Linked DNA regions of Homo sapiens: all the other regions are linked to region 1. Evidence: chromatin loops called from intact Hi-C (ENCODE). Cell type or tissue: endothelial cell of umbilical vein. All regions are shown on one strand.

Region 1 (4,000 bases):
TATTAAAAAAGTAAAGGAATAAAAGAATGGCGTACAGAAGCAGAGCAGCTCTGAGAGCTACTGGTTGTCCATTTTTATGGTTATATCTTGATGATATGCTAAGCAAGGCGTGGGTTATTCATGCCTCCCCTTTTTAAACCCTATAGGGTAACTTCATGATGTTGCCATGGCATTTGTAAACTATCACAGTGCTGGTGGGAGTGTAGCAGTGAGGACAACCAGAAGTCACTCTTGTCTTGACTGGGTGGGTTTTGGCAGGCTTTTTTTACTGCAACCTGTTTTATCAGCAATGTCTTTATGACCTGTATTTTGTGCGACCTCCGATCTCATCCTATGACTTAGAATGCCTAACTTAGTAGGAATGCAGCCCAGCAAGTATCAGCCTTATTTTACCCAGCTCCTATTCGAGATGGAGTTGCTCTGGTTCAAACACCTCTGAGTCTTCTGACTTACAGGCCGAGTGTTAGAGATTCAATCTTCATAGATGGGAAATCCCCTAGAGATCAATTACATATTTAAAGCACCTCTTTTTGCAGAGGAAAAACAAAGGGGCAGGGAATGATTATCCCAATGTCTGTCACTGGGGGAGGTAAAATTTCCTAGGAGTTAATGGGAGAGTCAAGACCAAAACACAGGTTTCAGGACTCTTCTTACCTGATGAGTGGAACTTTTAATTTTTATTTAGTTAAGTGTTTTGGCCAGTAATTAGCAACCCTTTATGAGGTAGTTATGCCTATAAGACATCCAACAATGGTCCTCTATTGAGTCTACTAGAAAAAAATAACAGTTTTATTAAAAGGCTTGATAACTATGTGATGTTAGTCCAGAGTACCTATGAAGTGATGAACCTCAAGATGCCTATGAATTTAGAAATAAAATAAAATTCAGTCAATAAAATACAACGCTACATTGCAAAGCCAGATCTTCAAAAGCCAGTATGGGGCACAGAACGTGGTAACTGGATAAAAAGTATTTCATTGTTGTTATTTATTTTGTCATCCTTGAGGAAACAGTCCCTAATGGCAAGTCACTTGACTTATAAACTAACAGACTTCATTAAATCGATATTGATTGATTTGACATCAGCAGTCACTCACTGAGGTTCATTCAGTCCACGCATCTGAAAACACTGGGGGATCATGCTTGCCCCTAAGGTGCCGTGACTTTGGTACACAACACCTAAATGTCTCCAGAAAGTTCACAGATGCCTGGCTAGCCGCCATCACTCCGAGTGCAAAGGATGCCCAGTGCCCAGCTGATTCCATCACGACAGCGTCCTTAACAATAGCTGTGGACTATTGCTTGTTTAACCTAGCTTCAGGGACCAACATCATTCGTGGAGAGGGAGCGAGCAGGAGTCTGGTCAGTCACGTCCAGCCTTGGCGCCTAAAATTAGGCAGGGCTGTGGAGTAACATGAGCGGTTTGGGCGTCCACTGTCCGGCTCCAGTATCCCCGAGTCCAGAGGCAACAGGAGTCTCTAGTCATTATGCATGTAGAGAAATCAAAGAATTCGAGAGCAAGGGCCTGGAATGCCTGGCTGCCTCCCAGCTCTCTTACGAAGAAATAAATTCCATTGTTGTCTCACTCTCCTTTCCGTACTCTCAGAATCAGCAGTTACTGTACGCCAGCACCTTTCACTCTCCAAGGAGACTGCTCAGCTACAGCAGGAAGCACAGGGATCTTAAAACATAAACTCACAGTGCTCCCCACATTGATCTCCCACACAAACCCATCTCTCCTGTCAGGGACTGTGGGCTTCGTGACTTTCTCCATGTGCTGGACTGTCGCATGGTCACTGTTGCCAGGGACTCTTTGAACTAATCCCAAGCCTATGTCAGAAAAGCCTGTGATCGATTCCCAGTGCCATCCTGAACCACAAGATTGGAATATCGCACCTTTCAACTGCCTGGGCTGATAAACAATACAGCATGTACTCAGCTTCATAAACACTCTGCCTTGTTACAAAGGGCATTGCAAACTCGCCGTGATAGGACTTGACCTTAAAAGCTATAGACAATCTAGCGGAGCACAGACGGTTTCATAAAGTACAATCACTTCCTGGAATTCTTGGGCCAGTGCAGTCGGAGCCGTGCAAATCCTGTTTTCCTTGCATTGTTTCCTGCATGTGAATATCATCAGTCTAGCAGGTCTGTAACCATGGCACTTGTAAATAGCCGAGGGGCGACTTCTGATAAAGGCATACAGTTTTAAGAAGCTTTTTTTTTAAGACAAGCCTAAGTCAAGCTCTACAAATGCCATATAGTAACAACCAAGTCGACAAATTGCATTTTCTAAAGCACATATATCCAGATCCAGATTTGTTTTTAAATCACCAAGGGAAGCAGAATCGATGCCCATTGTATTGAGGGTACCGTGAGTTGTTTTTCACTTGTTGTAATGTGAATTTCCACGCCAAATCCATAGAGATGGACACTGACTACAATTGCTAGCAATTCTTTCCACAGTATGTTTCCTTTTCCACTGAATGGGGTTGGGAAATTTTAATTGCTCCATCCTTCAGTTTCTCCAATCAGCAAGAGGAAGAGAAAACACCAGTTATTTCTTGGAATGCTCAGTTTAAAACTTTCTCTTCAAAAGTTTGACACCACTCTTCCTACTCCAACTTTATTTGGTGCTTGACAGGCTCTTATTTAAGCTTTGAGATGATATGGTGAATGAAACGTGTGGTCTCAGCTACTCAGGAGGCTGAGGTAGGAGGATCACTTGAGTCCGGGAGGCGGAGGCTGTTGTGAGCTATGGTTGCACCACTGAACTCCAGCCTGGGCAACAGAGCGAGACCCCCACCTCAAAAAAAAAAAAAACAAAACAAAACAGGGAGACACAAACAAATAGACTGCTTTAAGTTTCTGGAAAATCCAAAGATGTTTACTAGATTTGCTGCAAATGCCTCAGTATGTAAAGTTTGAATTGGCTGAATCAATCCTGATTCTTCCGCTTTCTATATTATTGAATTGTTGGTTAAACTGACAATAAAAGTTAAAATTCTTAGCAGATGTAAAATGTGATGGATATTGGGCGAAGTGTCGACAAAAGTGTTTTAGGCTGAGAAGGATATCCTTGGGAGAGAAAGAAAAGAAGAGACCACTCATACAATAGTATGAGACTATTGCTTATGTTTTCATAGACTTATGTTTAATTTTTTAAGATTCAGAAGTCTTTCTGAAACTTTATTTTCTCTCTCTCTCTTTTTTTTTGAGATGGGGTCTCTCTCTCTCTCTTTTTTTGAGATGGAGTCTCTCTCTCTCTCTCTCTCTCTCTCTCTCTAGCTTGGGCTGGAGTGCAGTGGTGCAATCATAGCTCACTTCAGCCTCAATCTTCCAGGCTCAAGTGATCTTCCCGCCTTGCCTCCTAAAGTGCTGGGATTATAGGCATTAGCCACAGTGCCTGGCATATTTCTATTTCTGAATTTTAAATTAAAATCAGTAACATCTGACCAATATCTTCACTTGAGTATCAAGGACAAGTTTGACGCCTTTGGGAGAAATTATGTCTTCTATTATGCCAACACATTACACGTGGTAAGCACTAAAAGTTTTAGGATAGTAATTAACAAAATATACCTCAGTTTAATGCTTTCTCTTAAAATAATGCTTTCTCTTAAAATATTTTTGATGAGTTGTTTTTCTCATATCTTATAATGATGATCTGCTTTCAAATCTTCACTTTCCATGAAACTACTCTGTGTTTCAGGTGTCATCTAACTTTTTTTTTTTTTTTGACAGTCTCTCTCTGTCACCAGGCTGGAGTACAGTGGGGCAATCTCGGCTCACTGCAACCTCTGCCTCCCGGGTTCAAGCGATTCTCCTGCCTCAGCCTCCCGAGTAGCTGGGACTGTAGGTGCACGCCACCATGAGCAGTTATTTTTTGTCTTTTTAGTAGAGACGAGGTTTCACTATGTTGGCCAGGCTGGTCTTGATCTCTTGACCTCGTGATCTGCTGGCCTCAGCCTTCCAAAGTGCTGGGACTATAGCCGTGAGC
Region 2 (4,000 bases), 190 kb after region 1:
GAGGAACAGCACTTGGTCTAACCCCTCAAAAACATAAAAATTTATCAAAACTCTCCTGGGATCAACCAAGGTGCTCTTACTTGTGATGGGAACAATGAACACTTTTAAAACAGATTTTATCAACTGTCATTCTAATACTCTTACGGGGACATAAAGGTATTTCTTAATAAGGGACATTTAACAGTACAATTCCTGCAAAACTGATTAAACCAAAAAATATTTCATTGTGTAGCATCTACAGTAAATCTTACCACCCTCTCTGCCCCTGCACAGCAAAAATAATCTATCCCTCCTCCCTGACAGAGCCTTAGAAAGGGAAAAGGAATTTGGTATTATCAATGTGCTGGTTTATCAGATATGAATTCATTTGTTTTTCTCAAAAAACAACTTATCAGCGTGAACAGAGCTGGCTGGCCCAAGTGTGAATTGTGCTCCAAATCCCCTTTCTGAGCTCCCCAGGGCTCAAGAATTTTTATCACCCAGTTTGTTTCCCCTGTTTGTGCTTTTTTAACCTCTTACCTATTGAGGTGACTTTCTGGGTCAGGATTCCTGTAAAGACACTAGGAATTAGCACTGCTGAAGGAAATATCCAGGTCCGGCTGCCTGATGGCCAGTCTGCCGGGTAGTATTTCAGCTCTGATGGGAGAACCCTGGACAGTTGGAAGTCAGATGAATTACCTGGAGATGGCCCCTCTTCATGCTGCCATTGTTTGTTTTCTCTATCTGGGCAGATTGGAAAATGTCCAATATGAAAGGCAGGGCTTGGGCCCAGCAGCCCTGTGCACTAAGTCAGCACACCAGGAGACAGAGAAAGGCTTCCTTCAGCCAAATCCCACTGCCTGCCTCACCTCACCTGGGAGGGCTTCTTCACATCCCACCATGGAGTGCCTTGGGGCTCATGAGCAGGGGACTCCTGGTCTCTGATGTCTGATATTGACTCATCTTGTCTGTGTTTTCAAGACATGCTCCCCTCTTGAAGCTTTTTGGCCACAGAATCACCTGTGGAATGTTGGATACCTATCTCCCTCACACAGATGTATGTGGGAAGGCTTAATTCAGAATGCCCCCCTTTTTTTTCTATCCCTTAAATAAAAAGCAAGCCAAAATAATTCAAATAAAAGAGACTGGAAGTACTCAGAAATCTCTCCAAAGGTAAAATGAATGATAAGTGTTGTCAATTGGGATTTCTAACTAGAAATATTGACAGAGAAGAATATAAGGCCTTCATTTTTTGTGTGTCTTTTGCTTTGGCTTCTATATATTACCCTAAATTGACATTTCTTTTAGTGTTTGTGAGACCTATATCCATACATACATGACACATCTTATGTGAGGGAGACCTGGAATTGAACCTGAGATAGGGTTGTCAGAAATTTTTGCAACTTACAGAAATTGTTTGTAGAATGGCACGGTATGGTTTGTAGTAAGAGTGTTGGTAAGGATCATAAAATTAGAAGGCTGCTGTTGTGTCTAAGGCTAGACTCATACTATCTAAGCAAGTTTGTTCAGCCTTTCTTATGAAAACTTCCCAAGGAAGTGACTCCATAACCTTCTGAATAAGGTCTTACAGCTGTATGGTGTCTGTGGAGAGCAGCTCAGCAAGGAAATCAAAGTCTAGGTCCCAACCAGCAAATCTGACAACTGTATGAGTCTGCACTCCTGGCTGAGGCAAGCATGAACCAGCTGTCAGGAGCCAGGTAGTCAAGGTAAAAGATCTGCAGCATATGGATTTAGCAGAGGTCAGAGCAAGGGAGAAACCAGGGATCCAAGGAGGTCAGTCATAGGTTATTGGGAAGACAGTTGTCTGAGGCCCAGGCACGGGAAATGCTGGAAAGCTAAGAAGAAATTCAGGTAAAACTACCTGCAAGTAGAAAATGATGCTGGAAACCTGATCCTTAGACAAGGGTCCATCACAAACCAAGGTTGCTTCTGTGGTCCTGGTTGTGGGCCTTCGATTAGGACAGGCAGGGAAGCATTTCACAATTGTCAGCCTGAACCAGTTGGAGCAGGAGCAGGAATCTAACTCTGAGCATTCTTACAAAGAGCAAACCTTACTGCAAAGAGGAAAACCACCTCGCCCCCGTAGGCCTTGCATGAGGACCTGCTCCTCGTTTTTTATTTCTCTAAGCTACCAAAGTCATTAACACCAAGTTATGCCTGCTTAGATTTTTCCAAGGTGGCTGCTGTCCAAGTGCATGACATCCTGCAGCTCCACGGAGCCTGGGAGACTGAGGAGCTCAACAGGGAAAGATTATCAAGCTCTCTTACAAAAGCAAAGCACCCCCCCCCACCACCCAAATTAAAATTCTGAATAGATTCGTTTGCTTGAAGTTCGTGTTTAAAGAAAGTTAAATTTCTAGTGAGGGCCAAGGTACCTCCTCTGCAAACATGGTAGAATTTAGTCTCCTCTTACTTGAAAGTTAAAAGACTGTGGTCATACAGTTATGAAGACGCATGTGTCTTCATGTGTATTTAAAATACCGTGATAGTACTCACCTCAGCAGCACATATACTAAAATACCATGATAATTCTTTACATTGCCAAAAATTAAATTGGTTACTTTTTGGCTCTTGCCATGCCATATATGGGGTAAAAATAATGAAATATCTCTGTATGTTTTCATTTTAACAGTTAAACTTTCATTTTCATTTTAAGTCACTAAAATATAAAGAAATCTTAATTATTTTCTATCATAGGTTCTGATTGAAGGAGAAACAATATTCATGTTCCATGTGTCAAGTATTAAGTAGTATGGCAACTTTTCCCTGTGATTTTTGAGGAACTTGAAAATTATTTAGAAATTTCCTACATGTCTTATGATAGATTCAGAAGCCTTCATAAACACTAATAATTAGCATTGCTAAGGTTTTCTGGTAGAACTTCAGCTCCAGTGGGGAAAAAGGGTCTACATGCTGCCATCATTTTCTTTATCTGGGAACAGTGGAGAATATCCAAAGCAAAAGGCAGGGCTTGGTCCCAGCAGCCCTGCGTGCTAAGTCAGCCTAGATAGATTCAACTACCACACTCTCATCACACACTCATTGGACCTATCACTTCCATGGCATGCACTGTGTCTATGTATGTCCTTAACTTGTGTCTCTAGCGTCTTGCCTGGAATTCATAAGTACCTGTTGATGATGGAATGAATTCTGTAATTGTACACAGTTCAACCTTGCCTATAGGATAAAGTCCAGATTCCTTTGGCATTGCAGACTTCCCAGTGTGACTCCAATCTCTTCTTCCACTCCTATTTCTCATCCATGTCCTTTATTTTTCTTCCTCTCCTAAACTGATCTCTTCACAATCCCAAGAACACATCTAATGTTCCTTCATCTCTAGGTTTTTTCTTCTATCACTAGGAGTACCTGCGAGTAATATCCTAACATCTTTTTGAGTTACTGAATTCCTACTAATTTGTTAATGTATAGTTCAAGTTCAACTTTTACCCTGAGGTCTTTCCTCTGCTGGACTTCATTAAAAGTTATCATCTGTACCACTTGCTTGACACTTACTATTCCACGTTTACGTCTTTATTAAACTATGCCTTGTCTACCCATTTACATTCTAAAGTTCTTAGAGACAGAGTCTATGTCTTTAATACTCATCTCTAATTCAATCTTTCATTTATTGATTGATTCTATCATTTAACTAAAAAACATTTATTGAGTATCTATCATGTACAAACACAAAGTTGTAAGGGAAGAAAGAGAAATTAAACATAGCTCTTACCTTCAAAGATATTAAAATTAGCAAGAAAACTCTTTCCACATAATAAATTTCAATATATAACAACTCATTATTGATGGATTACCATAGAAGGCAGTCATACTTCTCCATTAACACAGAATTTAAAGGGCTCTTGCATCAGAATTATGAAGGTATCATTACATTTAGGAATTTTTTTATTTAAAAAAATTCAAATACATGCATGATATCATACCAAGTTGAATTTCTGTCAATCCAACAATGCTATCAAAATAAAGATTGTATATCCTATAA
Region 3 (4,000 bases), 260 kb after region 1:
AAGGAGTGAGCTTAAGAGCGGAAGTTTATAGGTGAAAGAAAGAGGAAAGCTCCCTTGTGCAGAGGAAGGGGTCCCAGATGGGTTTCCAGGTTCACAGCAAGATGCGGCTGGTTTTATAGATGAGCTTGAGGAGGTGGTGTCTGACTTACATAGCACACAAGAGATTGGTTGGACCAGGTGTTCCATTTACATAGCACGTGAAGAAACTGGCCATCCTACGCTAATCTTTTATTATTCAAGTGTGTTCTCTACATGGCTGGTGCCACGTTGTGTATTCCCTTATTGCACATGTGGTGACAAAGGAAAGGGAAGATGAAGACTCCATGTTGGATATGCCTGGCTCCTAGGTAGCCCTTTTCTATTGGCACAGCTGCAGGCATTCACCTGTGCAAGCTTCTAGCTTGCTTATCTGTGTCTGCAGCTTGATTTTTCAGGCTGCTCTTTGTTAGAAAAGAAATTATTTGGGGGCTGCTTTTTTTGAAAGGGAAGCTTTGCTGAGGACTCTCTTTCCATCACTAACTGCCTAAATTGTTTCTTTCTAGCTCCTGTATCACTAGGAACTCAGCATTTCTAAGTACAGCATAGAAATTTTAACTATCAATAGGTCTTTACTGAGATGGTAATAAACCCTCACCTTTCTCCTTCTTCCCTTCATCCTTGGATAGTTTGCCCCACTCATTGAGCCTCCTCTTGTTTTGTTAATTAAATCACCTGCAGTATTCTCCAGGGGGAGTTATCAGTGTTCCAAGGACAGTGGAAACTTCTTGGGATTGGGGATCTTGTCTCTCCATGTTCTGTTCGGCACCTGGGACACGTTGCTCTTGGTGTCACTCCAGGATATATGCTTTCCATAGCAATTTGTCTAATTGCGCTGAGCATAAAGTGAATGAAATACATAATTTGGTAGGTTCCTCTGACTGTGGTATCTGGCTACAGAGCTTTGTATGAAAGGTGTTGATTGGCTGTTATATATTCTACTGTCATCATCTCCCTGTCAACATCTCTTTGATAGAGAATTGGGGGTGGAGGGCAGCCACGAGGCAGCAGCACAGACAGCACTCATCTCATGTTGTCGGTAAGATGGGTCTTTAAAAAGGCACATTGCAAAGCATAGCAGATCTCTTGTGTCTAGCTTCATCTTGACATATATAATGCCAAGCATTAAATTCGGGTTTGTTGATATTACCACGTATTTTTTTAAATAATACCAAGGAACCTCAATAAATGGTCACTGGATTCCCTGGTAGGTAGAATAGAAGCCATGTGAGGGGTAAGGGCTGGATCCAATTTATCTTTGCATTCCCCAGACCAATCTTGCACACTGCCTGTCTCACGGCAGGTGTCTTCTGAGTGAATGAAGAAACCATCCCTTGTGCGTTTCCTTCAGGCTGGCTTTATTTTGCAAATGGCAGAGAAATAATGACGCATCATATTTTTTAAGACAGCCAGGGAATAAAATCTCACAATTTTCTTTAGTCTTAACATCCAGGGCTTAGTAATTCTTCCTGCTGGGAGTCTATTCCTCTCTTCTGAGTCTCAGCAGCTACTATATGTTTAAAAATTGTCATATTGTTACCCCATTCCCAGTCCTTTGTCTTAAACCACTTAAAAAAGAAATGCTTGTAATTCCACCAGAAAAATCCTAATTAGATGCTTAGCTTCTGAAACAAAGGCTTAATGAGTGAGGTCTTGTTCCACCCCCAGGGTGTTGACAAGGTCCCTCCTCATCTGTGAGTCTCCCACCATGAGCTGGCAGGACTCCTACCACCCAGAAAGTGATAGACCTACTCACTTTAGAGGCCTTGCCCCTAGGGGTAATACAAACTAAGAAGGCAGCAGAAGGCAGGGCCCCCTCAAAGCAATGAGATAACCTACCAGCCTGTGGGGAGGGGTTCCTTCCCTGTATTTCCTAACCACATCCTTTGTTGGAGGCACAAAGGAGAGAGATGAAGCCTCAGTTAGTTATTTGAAGTGCTCAGCTTTTACCTACTGACCTTATCTGTGTGATAATTATATAGTAACAGCTCAAAGCGCAAATACTCACTGAATCCTTCACCAGAGAAAGACCAGTATGGAGGAAATAATACTTTGCAATAGAAGATAATTATTGATTTGGGCTTCATTCTCTATTGATGAGCTCAGCATCCCTAAGTCCAGGTCTTATGAGTAATAAACAGAAAATTATTCCTCCTTGTTTTACAACAGAGCAGGTACACCACGATGAACATAGGTTCTGGCCTTTTGATTTAGAGATTGCCTCCTTCAAACTCAGAATCATACAGTTCTGTTTGCCAGTCTGGGTTTTCTGCTGACAAAAGGTGCTACAAGGACAGCAAATAAAGTCTGTAGTCTCCTTAGGTTAACGTAACAAATGCCATGTTCATGAGTCACAGCTGGGACACACCTAGTTCCTGAGCTCCAGAGAAACCAGACACTAGGCACTGTGTGTCTTCACTTTGTTGTACTTGCACAAACTGACTTCACCGGATATCGAGTTTTTCCTCTTTGACTTATATGGTCACTAAGAGGACCTCACTCACAGAAACCTAAATCAGAGGCAAATAGGAGGAGCATCACTGTAGCAGATGAAGCTAGCTGGGCTATTACTGCAGGATGTGCTTGATGGGAACAGGCCTGTGCTCTGAATATTCACCTTTCCCCTCAACCAGAACTCTTTCTTTTTTTTTTTTTTTTTTTTTTTTGAGGCAGAGTCTCGCTCTGTCACCCAGGCTGGAGTGCAGTGGCGCTATCTCGGCTCACTGCAAGCTCCGCCTCCTGCGTTCACGCCATTCTCCTGCCTCAGCCTCCCGAGTAGCTGGGACTGCAGGTGCCCGCCACCACGCCCCGCTAATTTTGTTGTATTATTAGTAGAGACGGGGTTTCACCGTGTTAGCCAGGATGGTCTCTATCTCCTGACCTCGTGATCCGCCCGCCTCGGCCTCCCAAAGTGCTGGGATTACAGGCGTGAGCCACCGCGCCCAGCTCAACCAGAACTCTTAACACTATAGTAATCTTAAGAAAGAGTTCTAAATCTCATGAAGCCAGGGGAAAAACCTGATGGAGAAAAAAGGGGGGTGATTATTCTAACATAATCCTATGTTAGAAAGATTAGTGAAAAGATGAAGAAAATACATTTCATCCATTTTTGTGGTTTTCAATATTAATTTGTCTAAAAAGCTTTTTAGAGAAAAGGGAAAAGTGCTGGAACTTTCTCATACAACTCAGAGCACAAATATATATGCCCACAAAGACACACATAGTTAAATTGTCTGAATCAGAATATATTTGAAAAACATTTCCTCACTAATTATTCAACCCTTAGTGTAAGAGCCTCAGGACTCAAGCATCATAATAAATCATCCACTAGGATATCTGCATCAGATAACTAGGGCAGAAATAAAAGCCAACAACTCACATCAGCCTAACTCATAGTCCATTTCTTTCGGAGTAAATTGTTTGTTAAGATTTGCATCTTGTCCCCAAAATGATTCTGGAAACTATACATTTCTGTTGATAATTGGTAAAATTAAAAATACTGAGTTTCAGTACATGATCGAAATTTATTAATCAAGATTATAGCAGACTTGCTTGTCTATCTTTTTCCTTTTCCAAATTTCAAACAGTGTTTAAGGCTATGCTTTCAGAATAACCATAATCACAAACATTGATCCGTATTTAATAATTCAAGGTATACACATTTTTTTAAGCATGCCCCAGGAAAGAAGTTTTTCAAAGGCAAAGTCCATGCTGTAGTCAATATATTATCTCAGGGCTCAACAATATGCCTCATGGTAGCTGGCCAGTAACAAATGTAGAAACAAATGGATAGTTTTGAAAGCACACCCAAACTAAGTGAGGAGATACTTCAACTAGTTAATTTCAAAGAGCAAAATATGAGTATATTAACTCATGGGACCATGTGGCACATATTTCAAATGCTCTAGTTTTTTGACAAGTAGTGGAGTGCTCAGGAAAAGGCTTCATAGATGAGGCCTGCCAG
Region 4 (4,000 bases), 970 kb after region 1:
GAAAAGTTGCAAGAGGACCTAAACTTATTTATTCATGTGTTTTTAAGTGGAGATATTAAGCATGTTTTTTTCTTTTATGTGAATTGTTTCAGCTATTTTTTCCCCAAATACTTTTTTTTTCTAAATAAAAGAACCTTTTCCTTTTGGCTGAAAAGAGGTAATATCACAGAGCAGAAAACAGAAAAGCTCTGATTGTACCCATTGAATTTCCAAAGTAAGTTCTTTCTTCTTACAACCAAACAGTCCTGGGCCAGTGAATGGCTAATCTACCTCCCAGATATGCAGGGTGGTATGGTTTCATTTCAGGGCTTCTCTAACTAAAATGTGCAAATGAATCACCCCAGGATCTTGTTACAAGGATCTTATTCAGGCTCCTATTCCCTGTATCTAGGGTGGGGCATTTCTAACAAGCTCCAGAGGGATGCTAATGCTGCCGGTCTATGGACCACATGGTGACACCTGTTGGACGAGGTATCCAGCATGAATACCATGCTTTCCAGTTTAGCCGTCAGAACATAGAAGCCCTGCAATTATGCGAACCTCAGGCCGGTAAGTCAGAAGCTTCCAAGGTCAGCCCAAGATCACACAGTGACCTCCAAAACCAGAGTGGATAACTGATGGGCATGGTCCTAGGCCCACTGAGGCTGGAGGCAGTTCCACTTTGAAGCCCACTAATCCCGCACTAGAATACCGAGGGAAGTGCTACCACGGGAACAAACTATCTATGTTTCCCCCTCAGATCCCTGCTTCTTTACTGTTTTTTGCTATAAATGGAAAGGTTTTCTTTGGGAGATCCCCAGGGACCTGACATGGGCTCTTGTTGCGGTTACTGCTGTTATCGCTGATATTACAGTAAGGGCTATGATGCCAATAAGCTAGATAGAATGCTTGTTCCAAATACCAGGACATTCAATTCTTTGTGATTACCCTTCAAGGAGAGTCTCTGGTATTTTGAAGCTGGCACACTTATTAAAAAATTAAATAACAGGTGGTCAGCCAGAACCCAAGGGCATTTCCCACCCTGAACTGTGCATGCCAAAACTAACCAAACAGCCTGGTTGTGTTTTCCTTTTCTATTACCGGCATGCGAACAATGCAATCGTCGTCGTTTATGCTGGAGATATGGTGTCACCCTTAACCAAGACAAAGGATCAAAACAGGCTTTGTTCTAGGACTCTCTGTTCTATGGCCAGAGAGTTCTTGTAGGATTTGTACTTGCTGATCCTTGGAGTGCAAATGGGATTTCTTTAAGTCCCCAGTAGACTTATTCCTGTAACCAAGATTTTAATAAGGACTTTTCCCCCACCCACCAATGTTGCCTGTGCCACTGCTTCTCTGCAATTTCAGCTATAAAATGGTTTTTTTTTTGTGGGGAAGGTGATTTCCTTCTTGCTGAGACTAACAGAGGGCAATCTCTACCTCCATACGTCTCTGGGCTTCTTACTAGTTTCTTAGGCCCAACCGGAGATTCCATTTCATAGAATCAGATTTTTAACAGATTTTGGAAATTATTCGGTACAGTCTCTCCAAATTGCAGATGAGAAACTCATGGCCAAGAAGAATGAAGTGTTCAAAGTCACTCAGCCAATTTGTGGCAGAACCAGAGCAAAAATTCTGTCTTCTGACCCCCAAGCCCATGCTGGGCCCACAGCACTCCAGCTGCCCTGGGATCGTGGCTGACATCAATGGGTTTCCCATCCTATACAGGAAAAGTGGCATTCCAAAACTTCCTTCAAAATGAAATCTAGCCACAGTTCGCAGACATAATCTTGTGAGTCACTCACTGAGAATCTGAATATCTAAACAGTATCTAAGTAGCTAAATATCACCAGATTACGAGCCAGAAAACCTCACTGGAACTGAGTTGGCTTTACACTTAACATTGGGTACGTACTTGGATGGTTCAGGATTTCCTGGGTCATATTTTCCTAATATATAAAATGGTGCTAGCAATAGGTCCTCACCTGCCTTGCAGGGTAATTAGGAAGATAATTTGAAAGGAAGTTTTATTTTAATAGTCATGGCATAAATGAATTTGATACCCACACACCTAGGTTTGATTCCTGCTCCGTAAATTACTGGCAGCAGGCTCTGGAAAAATCCTTTAACCACTCTAGCCAATTGTTTTCACATCTTTGAAAATGAGGCAAAGACATCCATCTCATAACTTTGTAGAGGATTAAAATGAGATGGGTATGAAATCAGGTGTATGACACAGTTTCTGGTAAGTGGTAAGCATCCACTGATGAACTGCACATTCTAGCTTCATCACTTCCTTTGTGTATCTGGTTTTCCCCAACTAGACTTCAACTTCCACACAGATTTGTTTCCTTGAAGTGAAAGGCTAACACTCAAGACATGCTTCCAGTTTACTTCCAAAGCAGAAGAAAACATGATGCTAGTCCTTAAGGAGTTCTTACTTCCTACAGAAAAACAAGATGAGCTAACATATTGAGCATTTTGCAAGCATTATCTCATTTAATTCTGATGGCATCTCTATCATGTATACTGTATTTGAAGCTCATTTTACAGTCGACAATATGTAGGCACCAAGAGATTAAGTACCTTACCCAAGACCACAAATCCACTACGTGGCAGAGCTGGCCCTCAGAACTCTTCCAGTTTTGCCCCAGGTTTGTAGACTCATCTCCTGTTCTTGCCCTAGCATTCTGATCTCTCATCATGTCTTCCAAGGTCATTTTAGCAAGGAACTCTGTTTCATGTTTCCTGATGGATTTTTTTTCTAACCACGTGTGTTCATTTGCTAGGGCTTCCATAACAAAGTACCACAGACTGCGGGGCTTAAACAATAGAAATGTGTTCTTTCACAGCCCTGGAGCCCAGAAGTTCGAGATCCAGGTGTGAGCAGGGTTGGTTTCTCCTGAGGCCTCTCTCCTTGGTTTGCAGATGGCATCTTCCCCTGTGCGCTCCTATGATCTTCCCTCTGTGCACGTCTATGTCCTCATCTCATCTTCATAGAAGGACACCAGTTATATTGAATTAGTGCCCACCCTCATGACTTTACTTTTTAACTTCATTACTTCTATAAAGTCCCTATCTCCAAATACAGTCACACTCTTGAGAGTTTGGACTCCTGAGGGTTTGGACTTCAACATATTAATTTTGAGGGACATAATTCAGCCATAACACTGTGATTTCCATCACAAATGTGTGTCTCCTCCTAAACAAATTCTGAAGTCCTAGCATCCAGAAACGATGGAGAAAGGGAGGGGAAGGGCAGGCGGCATAGCCTCTGCTGAGGAAAGTACACACATTTCTCATGAAACATTTTTCAGTGGCCCCTTCAGCTCCCTTGAATAACCTGACTACTTCATCATTCCCACACCCTCTGTATTCTCCAGTAAGCCCTTTACACAGGTTTCTCTTGTCAGGGCCACCACGTCCCCACTTTAATTCTCATCTTGGTATGCTTCTGGGGGAATCCAAAAAAAGACAATTGCTAAAATGAAATCCTAAGTAGAGGTGATGTGAGCACTAGTAGACATAAGCTACACAAATCTCCAAGATTAAGCCTAACGACCATGTGATGTGTTTCTGCCAAAATTTCTATTTATCACCAGCACAGCAAGCTCTGTATTCATGAGACCCAGTGCAAATGAAAACTGTTTAAAAGTGGGGGAAGAAACTATTGTCAAAGGTACTATAAAATAAAGCTTTTTTCCTTCCTTCTGCAGTGTCTCAATTTATCATGATGTTAAAAAAAAAAATCTGCTGTTTAGTGTTGTTCTAAGTCAAGAAAAATTAAAATTTTAAATTATTAGCATGAATTTTATGGTTCATCTTTACATTGTACAATGTCAGTTTTAAATGCAAATATGGGCCAGGTGCGATGGCCAACACCTGTAATCCCAGCACTTTGGAAAGCCGAGGCAGGTGGATCACCTGAGGTCAGGAGTTTGAGACCATCCTGTGCAACATGGTGAAACCCCCATCTCTACTAAAAATACAAAAATTAGCCAGGCGTGGTGGCGTGTGCCTA
Region 5 (4,000 bases), 270 kb after region 1:
ATGAGTCTTGACCACCCCCCGCCTTATACCGTGCACAAAAATTAATTTGATATGGATCATAGACAAAAACATAAAGACTAAAAACCTAAAGTCTCTAAGAGGAACCTTGAGAATATAGCACAACATTTGGGAAGACAAAGATGTCTTAAGCAGGACATAAAAAGGAGTAATTTAAAAAAAATGATGTCAGACTTCATAAATATTAATAATTTCTGTTCATCAGAAGCCATCATTAAAAAATAAATTCTCAAGCTACAAACTGGAAAATACCTATGCAATACATATGTCTAATAAAGGACTCATATCCAGGATGTATAGAGAACTCTTAAAAACCAACAATAAAAACACAAAAAAGTCAATTTGTAAAAACAGGCAAAATACATGAACGTGCCTATCACATAGGAAGAACGAATGGCCAGTAAGCTCAACACCGTAGATCATCAGGGAAATGCCAACTAATGCCACAGTGAAATGGCATTTCACACAAATCATCATAGCTGAAGTAAATAAACTGTGATAATACCAAATGTTGGACTAAGTAAAATAAAAATATTGACAATACCAAGCATGAAGCAATTCGATATCCCAGGCACTGCTGGTAAGAATATAAGAATGGTATAACCAGTTTGGAAAAATTTTGGAACTTTCATATAAAGTTAACCATAAACCTACTTATGGCCCCGCAATTCTACTCTCAGATATTTATGCAAGAGAAATGGAAAAAAAGAACATAAAAAAGACTTTTACAAGAGTGCTCACAGCACTCTTAGTAACAGCTCCAAATAGAAACAATTCCATTGTACTCATACAGGAGAATTGATAAATGTATTGTCATATATTTGTACAATGGAATATTACTCAGCAATAAAGTAGAACAAACTGCTGACAAAGGCAATAACATGAACAAATCTCAAAAACATTATGTTGAGCAAAATTAGCAAGACCTAAAAGAATATATACTGAGGTGCTACATTTTATAGAAGCAAAGCTAACTTATGGTGAAAGAAATCAGAACAGTGACTTCTCCTAGGCTCTAGTGGGGCTGGGGGTAGGGCAGGAGTGAGTGTGTGTGAGGGAACTGACTGGAAAAGGAAATGAGGGGTTTTCTGGGTGAAGGAGGTGTTTTCTATCTTGGTTTGGATGGGTATATATAATTGTAAAATCCATCAAATGGGATCACTGTCTAGGCATTTTATTGTATATAAATTATACCTCATTAAGATGATTAAAAATTTTAAAGAGACCCATAACTTATAAAACATCTTTAAAAACCCGAGGCAAAATCTCTGAAAACATTTACTGGAAGGGAACAAAATAAAAACATCCTGAAACTAATGGGCTGCAACACCTTTGCAATCTGACAAAAGGATGACTCTTCACATCTACCTCCTCCGTACTTCAGTACAAGCCTTTTTGGTGTTGCAACATTGTCCAAGTTAGGAGAAATGCTATGTTCCTCTGGCCCTGGGTCAGAGAGCGATGGGATTGACCAAAAGGAAGGACCAGTGGAATTGACCAAAGGAAAGCAAATGCTTAGCTTGGTCTTGATGTAAAGGGTCAACCAACACACACGTACTGCCAATTGACGCTCATTGACATGGTCAGTGTCAGACTTCTGGTGGAGAGAAAAATGCTACTTCTGTCCGTGCATTCCAAGAGTCAAATTCGCCAAGCTGCAGAAGGCAGTCAGCAACAACAAGGAATTGCTTGCACACAGGCCAGTCATTCCTGATGCTCTTTCTTTTCCTGGATATTTCTGTTGGTGGGCACGAGCAAGCAAAGGGAGCTTAGAGTGAAACCCAAGCATTAGTGAGAAATTAGAGTTGACAGATGAGTGTGGGAGGGTGGGGAAGGAGGGAGTGAGGACGGCATCTCCTTCCCCATGTCAAGCATATTTCTCACCCGTTACAATGCTCCTTGTTCTCTGATGTGTCCTTTCCCATAGAGGAAGTTATTTGTGAGAGAGGAGGAGAGGAGCTAGCTCATGGGAAAAAAATGTCTCTCGGGCTGTGAGCAGTGAATTGGCTTGTGCCCAAGTAATGTCCTCAAGGTGTGCCATGAGAGATGAAGTCACTTGGCTCATTTTACCAGCTTCAGGATGGCATTAAGACCTGACAAAGCCAGGCAACACGTACAAGGAAACTAACCTGAGGCAGGACCGTGGCACTGAAGGAGTCTCCCTGGATGCAGCAAAGGTGGAGACCTTGTCCAAGAAAAATGCTGGACGGGCCTTTACCCCAAAGAGGAAAGCTGGGTCATGGAACAAGGAAATGAATTACATCAAGTGAAAATGCACATCTGATGCCCAGTCCAGACCAAGGCATGTACGCTTCCAGAGGCACGCTAGCATGCTGGCACCCCTTCAAACTATTATTCTTTGCATATTTTGTTTGTTCAGCGTGTATCTAGTTAAAAAAAAAGAGAGAGAGAGAAGAAGAAGAAGAAATAAAAAAATGAAAGGGAAAAAATGCTTTTTGAGAGGAGGAAGGGGTAAGCTTTTTTGAAACATAACACATACGGGAAAGAGCATATATCTTGATGTGCAGCTTGGAGCATTCCTCCAAAGTGAACACGCCTATGTTCTCAGCACCCAGACCAAGAAACAGAAGACAGAAGTCCCCCAGGCTCTCCTCTGCCCACTACCACCCCACCCCCTAAAGGGAGCTGCTCTCTTGACTTCTAACATTGAAACTGTTTTTTTAATTCGTGAAGTTGTAAAGCTTTTTATGTTCACACTAAATCGCTAAATTTATCATTTTAATTTATTTGGAGCTCTTTCATTTCGTGGCTTATGTTGTTGCCCATAGCCAGAGGACAATTTGCACTCACATTCCTAAGTAGAGGTCAGTGACACGTATATATTGCAAGGCGGTGTTCCCTAGGTAGAGCACTTCATCTCGTCTTTTTTTATTTCAGCACGTCTGTTCCTGCTGACTTCGAATGATTGTCAAGTGGCTGGACTCAGATGTTAGCCGTCTGTCATTGCTGCTAATAACATATTCATGTACAAAAACAACAGAGGTAGGTTGATGCTGGGGAGGAGTGTTTTTTTTTTTTTTATACTGGAAGACATCATCTACTTTGGTCAAAGTAAAACAATTTTTATTTCCAGTAATGAAAGGAGTTGCATGTGGAAACCTGAGTTACCAGGCACCGTTTTTCTGATTTATTATAAGGATGTGTTAGCACCATTTCTTAGAAACTGATATTCCAGAGAGATGCCCAGTCTTTTATCAGATATATGTATTGCAAATATTTTCTTCAGTCTGTGACTTGACAAACCTCTTAGTACCTTCTGGCCTGAAAGTCTCTAAGACTCTCAGTTCAGGCTTGTAGATGACTTTAAAGCCAAGTATGGGAGAGATTCCAATCATTCTCCTTGCAATATGGGGTTGGGATTGTCATCTCAATTAACAGACATTCAAAGCGTGCCTTCTCTGGATGCTGAGAACACAGAGATAAAAAAAAGATGCCGTGCCTCCCCTACAAGAGCTCTCTGTCAAGTGGGGAATCAGACTTGTTAACAAATACCAGAGGAGAGACCACAAAGCCTTTTTGCCTTGAGAAGTCCAGGAAAGCCTCACAGAAGAGAACACATTTAAAAAACAGCTCACCAGCAGAACCTTGAAGAAAAGCCATTCTTCTATGAGAAAGTGGCATTTCAAAAGCCTGGGTGGAGAGAAACGAAAGTTCACAGCCAGGGTGAGGAATAGCTAACATTTTATATATATCTATATATACGTGTATATATAGATATATGTATACGTGTATATATAATATATGTAACATCTATGTAATATATATGTAATATGTATGTTATAGAGGTAATATATGTGTTATGTTATATATGTAATATATGTATATATACACATATATACATATATATACACTTATATGTATATATACGTGTGTATATATACATTTGAGATGGAGTCTCATTCTGGCACCAGGCTGGAGAACAGTAGCGTGATCTCAGCTCTGCAACCTCCACCTCCCGGGT
Region 6 (4,000 bases), 290 kb after region 1:
CTCCGATGTATTGGCTCTGTGGCCAGTAGTTGTCAATGAAGTTGTCATGGCTTCATGGCACCAGATTTGAGGCAAGCTTTGTAAATGCCAGCAAGTTTTCTGCCAACCATGCATTGTCATAACAAGAATGATGCAGTAAACAAATAATCATACGACAGAGACGTTCAAAACTAGGGCTCAGGGTACATACGGAGCTTTGATCTTCCTAAGAGAATAAGAACAAGTTCATTCCACTCACAGTTCACTCACAAGCTGGAAATAATCTACGTTAGTCCAAGTTGCAGGTCCAGTGTATCCCCTTGGCTCTGGAGGAGTTTAAGAAGAAAGGGTCAGGGGTCCCGGGTTCTGGTCTTGCTATTTGCCTGATGTTGGACTCTGGATGAGTCACTCACCCTCTCGATATGTCTCTTTCCTTGGTTGGCTGATGGATACATGATATGGTTCCAGCTTCCCGAAAGGATTGTTGTGTGAGGGTAGGGGTCGAATGAGAGAAAGGATGTGAAAAGCTACAGGAAACCAAATTATCTACAAAGATGAGAGGTTACTGTGAAATGTGTAACATTCACTTGCAGTAGATAAATTCTGAGCTCCAGACCCAAAGTCCCCAGGAACTGTGAGTATAAAGGTGAGATAAAGCCAATGCAGAAGGGACTCTATTAAGAACATAAGCTTGAAAGCAGTGTTTTACACATTGAGAACTTAAATGTGAAAACAGGCATTTTCAAGACCTTAGAAACAGAGAGGGGGAAAAAAAAAAGCAGACCACTGCCTTGCATTGTAGAGTAAAAGAGAACTGACCGGGCCAGGCACAGTGGCTCACGCCTGTAATCACAGGACTTTGGGAGGCCAAGGTGGGCGGATCACCTGAGGTCAGGAGTTCGAGACCAGCCTGACCAACACGGAGAAGCCCCGTCTCTACTAAAAATACAAAATTAGCCGGGCATGGTGGCACATGCCTGTAATCTCAGCTACTGAGGAGGCTGAGGCAGGAGAATCGCTTGAACCCAGGAGGCAGAGGTTGTGGTGAGCTGAGATAGCGCCATTGCACTCCTGCCTAGGCAACAAGAGCAAAACTCCATCTCAAAAAAAAAAAAAAAAAAAAAAAAAAAGAGAACTGACCGAGAGATTTCCCCCTTCACTCAGATAGATTCTTTGGTGAGTAAAGTCTAAAAATAATAATTAAAAATTCTTGGTTATATTCTATTTTATCCTATAGACATTTACTTAACGATGCCATGAGATAGCCTCCTTATAGTCCTTTTTTCTTCCCCTGCATTTCTTCTCTTTCCTCTTGAGGGGATGGGTCTGCTAGCACTGTCTACAAGGCTGGGAGGCAAAGCTTTCAGAAAGACTGATTTTGGCTTTAGTACCCAGAGCCTTCTAGCAAGGTTTGCCTGGGCATCTGTTTCTGCAGACCTCCAGGGGCCCTCTGGCTGAAATAGTCGTGCTTAACTTAAGTGTTCAGGCTCCAGAGATGCTACAGCTCCTTCTGTGATCTTAGGTGAGTCACCTCCCTTTTTGGGCCTTGGATTTTCACCTGGAAAGACAAAATGTTGCTCTTTCTTAATGTCAGCAAGAGTTCTCCTGAGGGAGCTCTAGATTAGTCCAATACCCAAGCTGTGTTTTGGGGGAGTACAGGCAGTATCAAAGCCAGTGGATCCATCAAAAAAGATGCCAATCTCTGGTGGTGCAAATGAAGTACCTATTAGTAGGTGTTCCCTCTGCCCTGGCAAAAGTTACCACATTCCACCTAGAGTTCTCTGGTTTCTGGAGTTCTGAGATCAAAGCTTGCCTGGGCTATCAGTGTAAAGAGAGAAAGCTGTCCTAAGTGGGTTTCCAGAAACCATGCTTTTACTGGAAACAGAGCAAGAAATGTGACAGACCATCCCATCAGTTTACCCTTCAAGCTGATGTGGACTGTAATATAATTGAATGTTTCGTCTTCATGTTTGAAAAATATTAATTTTCTGTGAGTCTCCCAACTTATTTACTGCAAATCCTCATGCCCTAGAGTGTCTACATCATCCCTTTCATTTTTCCTACTGGATACTGAAGCAGGAAGCATGGGAAAGGGGGGCTCAAGGGTTTGACTGATGAAAAACCCAACCAAAACTCATCAATCTGACTTACTATGCTGTCCTTTGGACTGTTTTGTTCAGTGGCTTCTCTGATTCTGACTTCCTCTTAAATGTATTAGATCCATGTCTTCTAAGCTCAGATCTTTATTTTTTTTCATGCCACTTCAACTTCTTTATGTAATCTCAAACTCTTTCTCAGAGGTATGAAAGAAACTCCCCTCAACTCCCTTGTTTCATAGATGAGAAAACTCACGATAGAAGGAAATTGAATCGTTTGCTCAAGATTAAATACTGGCCAAGTTCAGACCAAGCACCTTGTCAACATGGGCAAAACTTCAAAATTTTCTTCAGAGTCACGCACTGAGAAACAGTTTATGGATAAAGTAAGCTTTATAAACAATTCCCCAAAGACATTGGACTGTGCCTTAAAGAGAAAAATGAGGATCAATGAGGACGGAGACTCTGCACAGGACATTGATTACGCATGCCTGAAGACTGTTATTTGAAATCCTTCTGATGTGTCACTGTTAGGACGACAGTGATCACTACATGCTAATATTTGTTAAATGCCAGGAATTCCTTCAGACACTATTAGAGAAGGGCAAGGAAGATTCTCGAGGGCTAATCAAGCTCTTAGAGAATTCAGTTAGTAGTGACCATTTGCAATACTGCAATTGCAATACTGTGCTCTCCAGTGAGCTGACAAGGCCAGCCAAGGCAAAGTGGAGAGGAAGTGGTGCTTTGTGGCAGAGGACCTAGAATCAGTACCTGGTGTCTCTACCTCCATGGGCACACGGCCAGTCCTAGGCTATCACGAAGAAGCAATGGTACTCAATGTTCCTTAAGAAACAACATCCTTAATGTGAGAAAATAAAAAGCCATTGGAAACCTCTACTTGCTCTGAGCAGGCCATTTTCTAAAAGCAACTTTGGTATATAACTTTGTATAATTAGGTATGTTTTGGGGGGTTGTCTTGCCATTACTTCCTTCAGTCCATTAATATGGATAAAGCATCTCTCACCACACCATCAGCTTAAACTGTTGAATCCTGCCTAATAGCCTGAGCCAAGTTAATGGATGAAGTCCCTGGAGAATTTTTCAGGTGAAGGAGAAGCAGGAGGCTGCTACCCAAGAGAAGACAGAGGTGTTAAAGCTGCTTTTTTGTTTTGTGTTTTTACCTCAATGCAGTATAAAATCAACATTTAAGATACAGATAAAATTCTTTATATAATTAGCTTAGACCGTAATATCCTTCTAATTGTCACTTTTCTATGAAACCGTCTTTAACCATTTATTTGCCTTTATGGTACTTAATCACGTTGGCCCACTCCTTACAAATTTCAGTAATGATTCCAAATCAGTACAGTAAGGAAAAAAATATTTATTTTCTAAAGTCATTACCTTGACAGGCAAAACAAAGCATGTTCTCAATTTCATTTAGAAATACATATTTTAAAAATACATAGACCAATATGGCCTGCCCAAACAGATATTTAACATGGTAAATATAAGGAATAAATTGTTTGAATATAAATATCTATAAAAAAATAAGTACATCAAAATTCAATCCAACCTCTTTCATTAGCCGGTTATATAAAGGAAAATAATTTTACTGCTTTAAAGCGTAACAAACACTTACTTTTCAATATATTTCATAAACAACCCTATACCATTGTGTCTCCAAAAATCAAGGACAGGGAATCTCCTGATTTAATGATCTTTTTTTTCTTATGGATCAGAGCTAGTAGATTACCATGAAAATATTATATCTACTGCTGACACATTAGACCAGACTTCTACGAGGCTAGGATTTAGTATGGGGGATGGAGGAAGGGGCAGCAGGGGTGGGAAGAGTTTGGGGAGGCAATAATTAAATGTGGGAAATACTTCTGCCAGAGTGCAATATAGGTGAGGTAGACTCA
Region 7 (4,000 bases), 94 kb after region 1:
ACCCAGGAGGCGGAGGTTACAGTGAGCTGAAGTCGCACCATTACACTCCAGCCTAGGCAACAAGAGCAAAACTCTGTCTCAAAAAAAAAGAAAAAAAAAAAAGAAAGAAAGAAAGAAAGAAAGAAAAAAACCCACTGCAAACAACCTTTATGTGTCAATTTAATAAAGATCACTCTTTATAAAAGTGATCTTTACATAGAGTTTTAATAACCTAGTAACCTGCTTATGGTATTAAAGTTAAGTGTAATAAAAGCAGGATGCAAAATTGTGGATAAATGTGGTCTAGAACAGGCAAAAATAAAATACATAACAAAATATAGCAAAATATTAGCAGTGACTGAATCTGGGTGTGGAGATATGTTATTCTTGCATCTTTACAGTTATTTACTGATTGTAGCAATAAGACATTCAACAAAGGTACTCATCTCACCCTCTTCTACTTTGATGCTCTCAGTAATGTTTCACAATTGTTGACATAATCAAATATTAAAAATTCTTTTCTCTGAGTCATGTCAACAAGGAATGACATCAATAATGTCTTAGCAAACAAGGAAGCCAATAATCCAGTGTCATGATTAAAAAGCTGAAAACCTTGACCATAAAAGAACCTTTGCATTGGCCGAGTGCGGTGGCTCATGCCTGTAATCCCAGCACTTTGGGAGTCCGAGGAGGGCGAATCACAAGGTCAGGAGATCGAGACCATGCTGGCTAACACAGTGAAACCCCATCTCTACTAAAAATACAAAAAATTAGTGGGATGTGGTGGCATGCGCCTGTGGTCACAGCTACTCGGGAGGCTGAGGCAGGAGAATCACTTGAACCCAGGAGGCGGAAGTTGCAGTGAGCTGAGATCGTGCCACTGCACTCCAGACTGGGCGACAGAGTGAGACTCCATCTCAAAAAAATAAATAAATAAAATAAAATAAAATAAAAAAAGAACCTTTGCATTATAACTTAAAGAATCTCTCAATGTACATATTTCCATATCAGCATGTGCTCAGACGGTGTGTTTTGAGAGATTTGTGTCTTAAATGGCCTCCTGGATTTCTGACCTAACTTTCCTGTCCTTTTCGGAGCTGCTGAAGAGGATAAACTTTAAAATGAAACACACATACCTCCCTAATTATGTTTGCTATTACAACGTGACTTGTGAAAACTTTGGGGAAGTATATTGTAATAGACCAGCTAGCTATTGTACTTGAAGTATATAATTTGTAATTAGCAAATATGTTCTGAACTAACTGAGTAAACCACTTCTTTGCATATTCAAAGAAAGATCCCTTTTAAGGCGACTGAGTGCTAGTTTCCATGGAAGATCTCATTGAGGGGAGCCTGGAGGTCTCAGGATCTCTCATGAGGTCTCATGCTGGAGGCATGAAGATCTCAAGACTGTAAACAGTCACTGGCAACTCTTCACCTGATTTTGCTTCAACCTCCAAGCATCTGACCTTTATTATGAATATTCATTCATACCATTGTCTCAATATTGGAATGCCCCATCATTCTTTGCCAATATCTCTGCTTACATCTTGTGTTTCCAGTGAACAGAAAGCATGAACAAGAAAATGCACATGGAAACATGAAAATGTTTCCTCATTCTTTGCACACTCTGGCATGTCTTTCCATTGTTTTGTCTACTCTTGGAGAGCATCTGAACTGTAGGAGTCTTAGGAGGCCACTAGAAATTGGCTTCAACTGCATAGTAACTAGTTAGGCTTTGCTGTGCTTCACAGTCAGCCTAGAATGTTCTTGGGGCAGAGTGGTCCCATTGAATGACCAAGGCTGAAATGGCCACATTGTTAGCAACAACTTCTTCTCTGCCAATTTGTCATTTTTTACCACTTACTGGAGTCATGACAAATGTATCTGAGTCTCCCCCACCAGAAATAGAAGCCGCAATGTGAGTCACCCAGCCAAGCCTGTGCAATAGACATTAATTTATATGTCTTAAACAGTACTTGCCACATGTCTTCAAAAAAAATCCACTATTCAGTTCTTATCTGGAAAACTACAGAAATAGAAGTTTTGTTTCCTGTTATTGCAGGGCTCGTGGAGTTGGAGAAATGCTCTTGATTTCCTTTCATAAAGTTTTCTTTCTGAAACAATCAGTACTGTAGTAAACACTGACCCAAAAAAGAGGGTTCATTTCATGAATTTCCAGTAATGCCTGTGCTCAGAGTATTGTTTTTGTCATAACAGATATGAAAGTTTAATGATTAATGTCCCAGAGATATTTCATTTGTTTCAATTGCTGATACATTCACCAAAGATTTCCCATATCCAGGGGGCTGCTATGTTACAGGGGAAGTAAGTGGGCAGAGCCACAGTTTCTGATCCCACTCACTCCAAGCTGAAATTAATCAGTTTAGAAATGACATAACTAAATTTTATTGCAATGGGAGGTTAATCCTCAGGTACGAACTTCTGACAGTCTTAAACACTGAGGAATTTTAGTCTTTCCCTGCTGTTTTTCATCTTGGTAGGGATTATGACCTCTGCGTCATTCTATGATTTCCTTGGGACTCAGTCTGAGCTTTCTCTTTTGGTCTCTTGAGTCTCTAAAAAAGTCTTATTAATCCTAATCCAAAACTCAGGCCCCAGATTATATTTTAGGCCTAATTTGCTCTTAGTGTCTCTTAGTTGACTTGGCAGGGTTTCATGGTTCTACTAGATTTCAAATCTGTTGAGGAGCTGCAAAGGCTAAACCTCCATCTTGACTGACACCATCTGGATTTCAAGCTTCCTCAGTTCCAATTATTCTTCTTCCTCTGCCCAGGCTTAATGCTGAGATTTTTTAATGAGTGCTTCAACAAAGCCCTGCCCCTCTGCATTCAGCTAATTTCCAGTTCTCCTGAGAGCCAGTCTATGTCTTTCTCCATGGTTTCACCAAAATCTTTTCTTTTACTTTTAATATTGCTTCCATGGTCACATTTGCATCCAAATGTGACTTTCTTACACTGTGGTTAATATGTGTCAGCAATGCAGCTCAAAGGACAAGAAAACATTAAAGACAACAGCCATTTTACTGGGAAAAAAATCCTACACATTTCTTCCCTTCAGTTCTCATGTTTACAATGTGGAACATTCCTTCCACTGCTAACATTCTAATTTTCATATCACAATTAGCTTGTCTTGTCCACAGGTGCTGATATTCTGAAGCCGATAAAGTCCATCTTGCTCTTGCTCATCTTACATGTCATTTCTAGAATCTTGGGCCCTGACCTTTCTTCCAGGGAGCCCCTGTCTTGATAACTGGCTCAGTAATACAATGTTTCTGGGAGTAGGGTCTTCCCTGGACCTCATGAAAACTGCCTGAACACTGCCAAGCCCACAATATGGGTCTGGGTCCTTTTCACAGCTCCACATCCCAGGCACAACACCCTGATGGCCAGGCTGGAACTCTCTCCCTCAACATCATTCCCTTTTGCAGAAGTGTACTGCCAGCTGGCTGGGACTCCTTCACATCACCTATGGCCGTCTCTGCCCACCTGACACTTGGGCTTACCCAGGGGCATGTTCAGTCTTCAGAGGCGGACTCTCTGCCTTCAGTCCGAGTGCCAACCGAGTCCTGATTTGTAAAAGTTCTGTCTTGGCTATGCTATTTACGTACAGAATGTGATATTAGCCAAATTTCTTTACCTCTTGCATCTTGGTTTTCCCTTCTATGTAAAATGTAGGCTGTGCTGAGTGCTGAAAGGTCTCCGTTAGGGATGATGATTCAGATGTGTGTAAGTTCTACCAGAATCTGTGGCCTGGAACCAAGGTCATGCCTTTATAGATAGAGGAACCTATATCTCCAGGTACAAGGGCACAGTGGCATAAAATTCTCCCACTGATGAGCCATGGCCCCACAACTTCCATCATTAATCTCTCTGGGGTAAGGCTATGGTACCCAAATACTCATCTTTAGCAAGTGCTGCTTTGGATAAAGCATTAAATGATCTCTGGCTAATTTAGGACATTTCAGTGAGTTTTCAAAACACGATGTAATTTTTTTAAT

Evidence for each region. A loop is a pair of places that touch in the nucleus more often than their neighbours do. Peaks named below come from ENCODE experiments on the same cell type or tissue, not always from the same donor. Only the 100,000 strongest peaks of a DNase experiment are listed, where the experiment ranks them.
Region 2: a loop joins it to region 1, with 2.7 times the contacts of the local background. A loop is called at or near these places in 6 of 110 quality-filtered maps.
Region 3: a loop joins it to region 1, with 4 times the contacts of the local background. A loop is called at or near these places in 3 of 110 quality-filtered maps.
Region 4: a loop joins it to region 1, with 7 times the contacts of the local background. A loop is called at or near these places in 2 of 110 quality-filtered maps.
Region 5: it touches region 1 in a loop (3-fold over the local background); 4 of 110 quality-filtered maps call a loop at or near these places.
Region 6: a loop joins it to region 1, with 4 times the contacts of the local background. A loop is called at or near these places in 7 of 110 quality-filtered maps.
Region 7: a loop joins it to region 1, with 5 times the contacts of the local background. A loop is called at or near these places in 5 of 110 quality-filtered maps.

The regions. Positions count from the first base shown.
Region 1 is chr6:12,583,252-12,587,251 of GRCh38, reverse strand. LINC02530 (long intergenic non-protein coding RNA 2530) reads left to right here and starts at 1,848. Exons shown (of 2, transcript NR_149140.1): 1 at 1,848-2,148; 2 at 3,745-4,000. In endothelial cell of umbilical vein, no CTCF peak of the experiment used is centred here; DNase peaks (open chromatin) are centred at 1,611 and 2,071; H3K27ac peaks cover 3,897 bases.
Region 2 is chr6:12,390,846-12,394,845 of GRCh38, reverse strand. No RefSeq gene overlaps it. Among named protein-coding and RNA genes, the nearest start is that of EDN1, 100 kb to the right of the region's middle. In endothelial cell of umbilical vein, no CTCF peak of the experiment used is centred here; DNase peaks (open chromatin) are centred at 465, 1,535 and 2,175; H3K27ac peaks cover 2,225 bases.
Region 3 is chr6:12,322,758-12,326,757 of GRCh38, reverse strand. No RefSeq gene overlaps it. Among named protein-coding and RNA genes, the nearest start is that of EDN1, 34 kb to the right of the region's middle. In endothelial cell of umbilical vein, no CTCF peak of the experiment used is centred here; a DNase peak (open chromatin) is centred at 2,437; H3K27ac peaks cover 1,408 bases.
Region 4 is chr6:11,611,791-11,615,790 of GRCh38, reverse strand. No RefSeq gene overlaps it. Among named protein-coding and RNA genes, the nearest start is that of TMEM170B, 76 kb to the right of the region's middle. In endothelial cell of umbilical vein, no CTCF peak of the experiment used is centred here; DNase peaks (open chromatin) are centred at 410, 1,060 and 1,720; H3K27ac peaks cover 4,000 bases.
Region 5 is chr6:12,312,377-12,316,376 of GRCh38, reverse strand. No RefSeq gene overlaps it. Among named protein-coding and RNA genes, the nearest start is that of EDN1, 24 kb to the right of the region's middle. In endothelial cell of umbilical vein, no CTCF peak of the experiment used is centred here; DNase peaks (open chromatin) are centred at 2,146 and 2,306; H3K27ac peaks cover 1,925 bases.
Region 6 is chr6:12,296,634-12,300,633 of GRCh38, reverse strand. EDN1 (endothelin 1) reads right to left here. Exons shown (of 5, transcript NM_001955.5): 5 at 3,440-4,000. Among named protein-coding and RNA genes, the nearest start is that of EDN1, 8.3 kb to the right of the region's middle. In endothelial cell of umbilical vein, no CTCF peak of the experiment used is centred here; DNase peaks (open chromatin) are centred at 633, 1,363, 2,303 and 2,853; H3K4me3 peaks cover 329 bases; H3K27ac peaks cover 2,580 bases.
Region 7 is chr6:12,489,047-12,493,046 of GRCh38, reverse strand. No RefSeq gene overlaps it. Among named protein-coding and RNA genes, the nearest start is that of LINC02530, 94 kb to the left of the region's middle. In endothelial cell of umbilical vein, no CTCF peak of the experiment used is centred here; a DNase peak (open chromatin) is centred at 1,906; H3K27ac peaks cover 3,295 bases.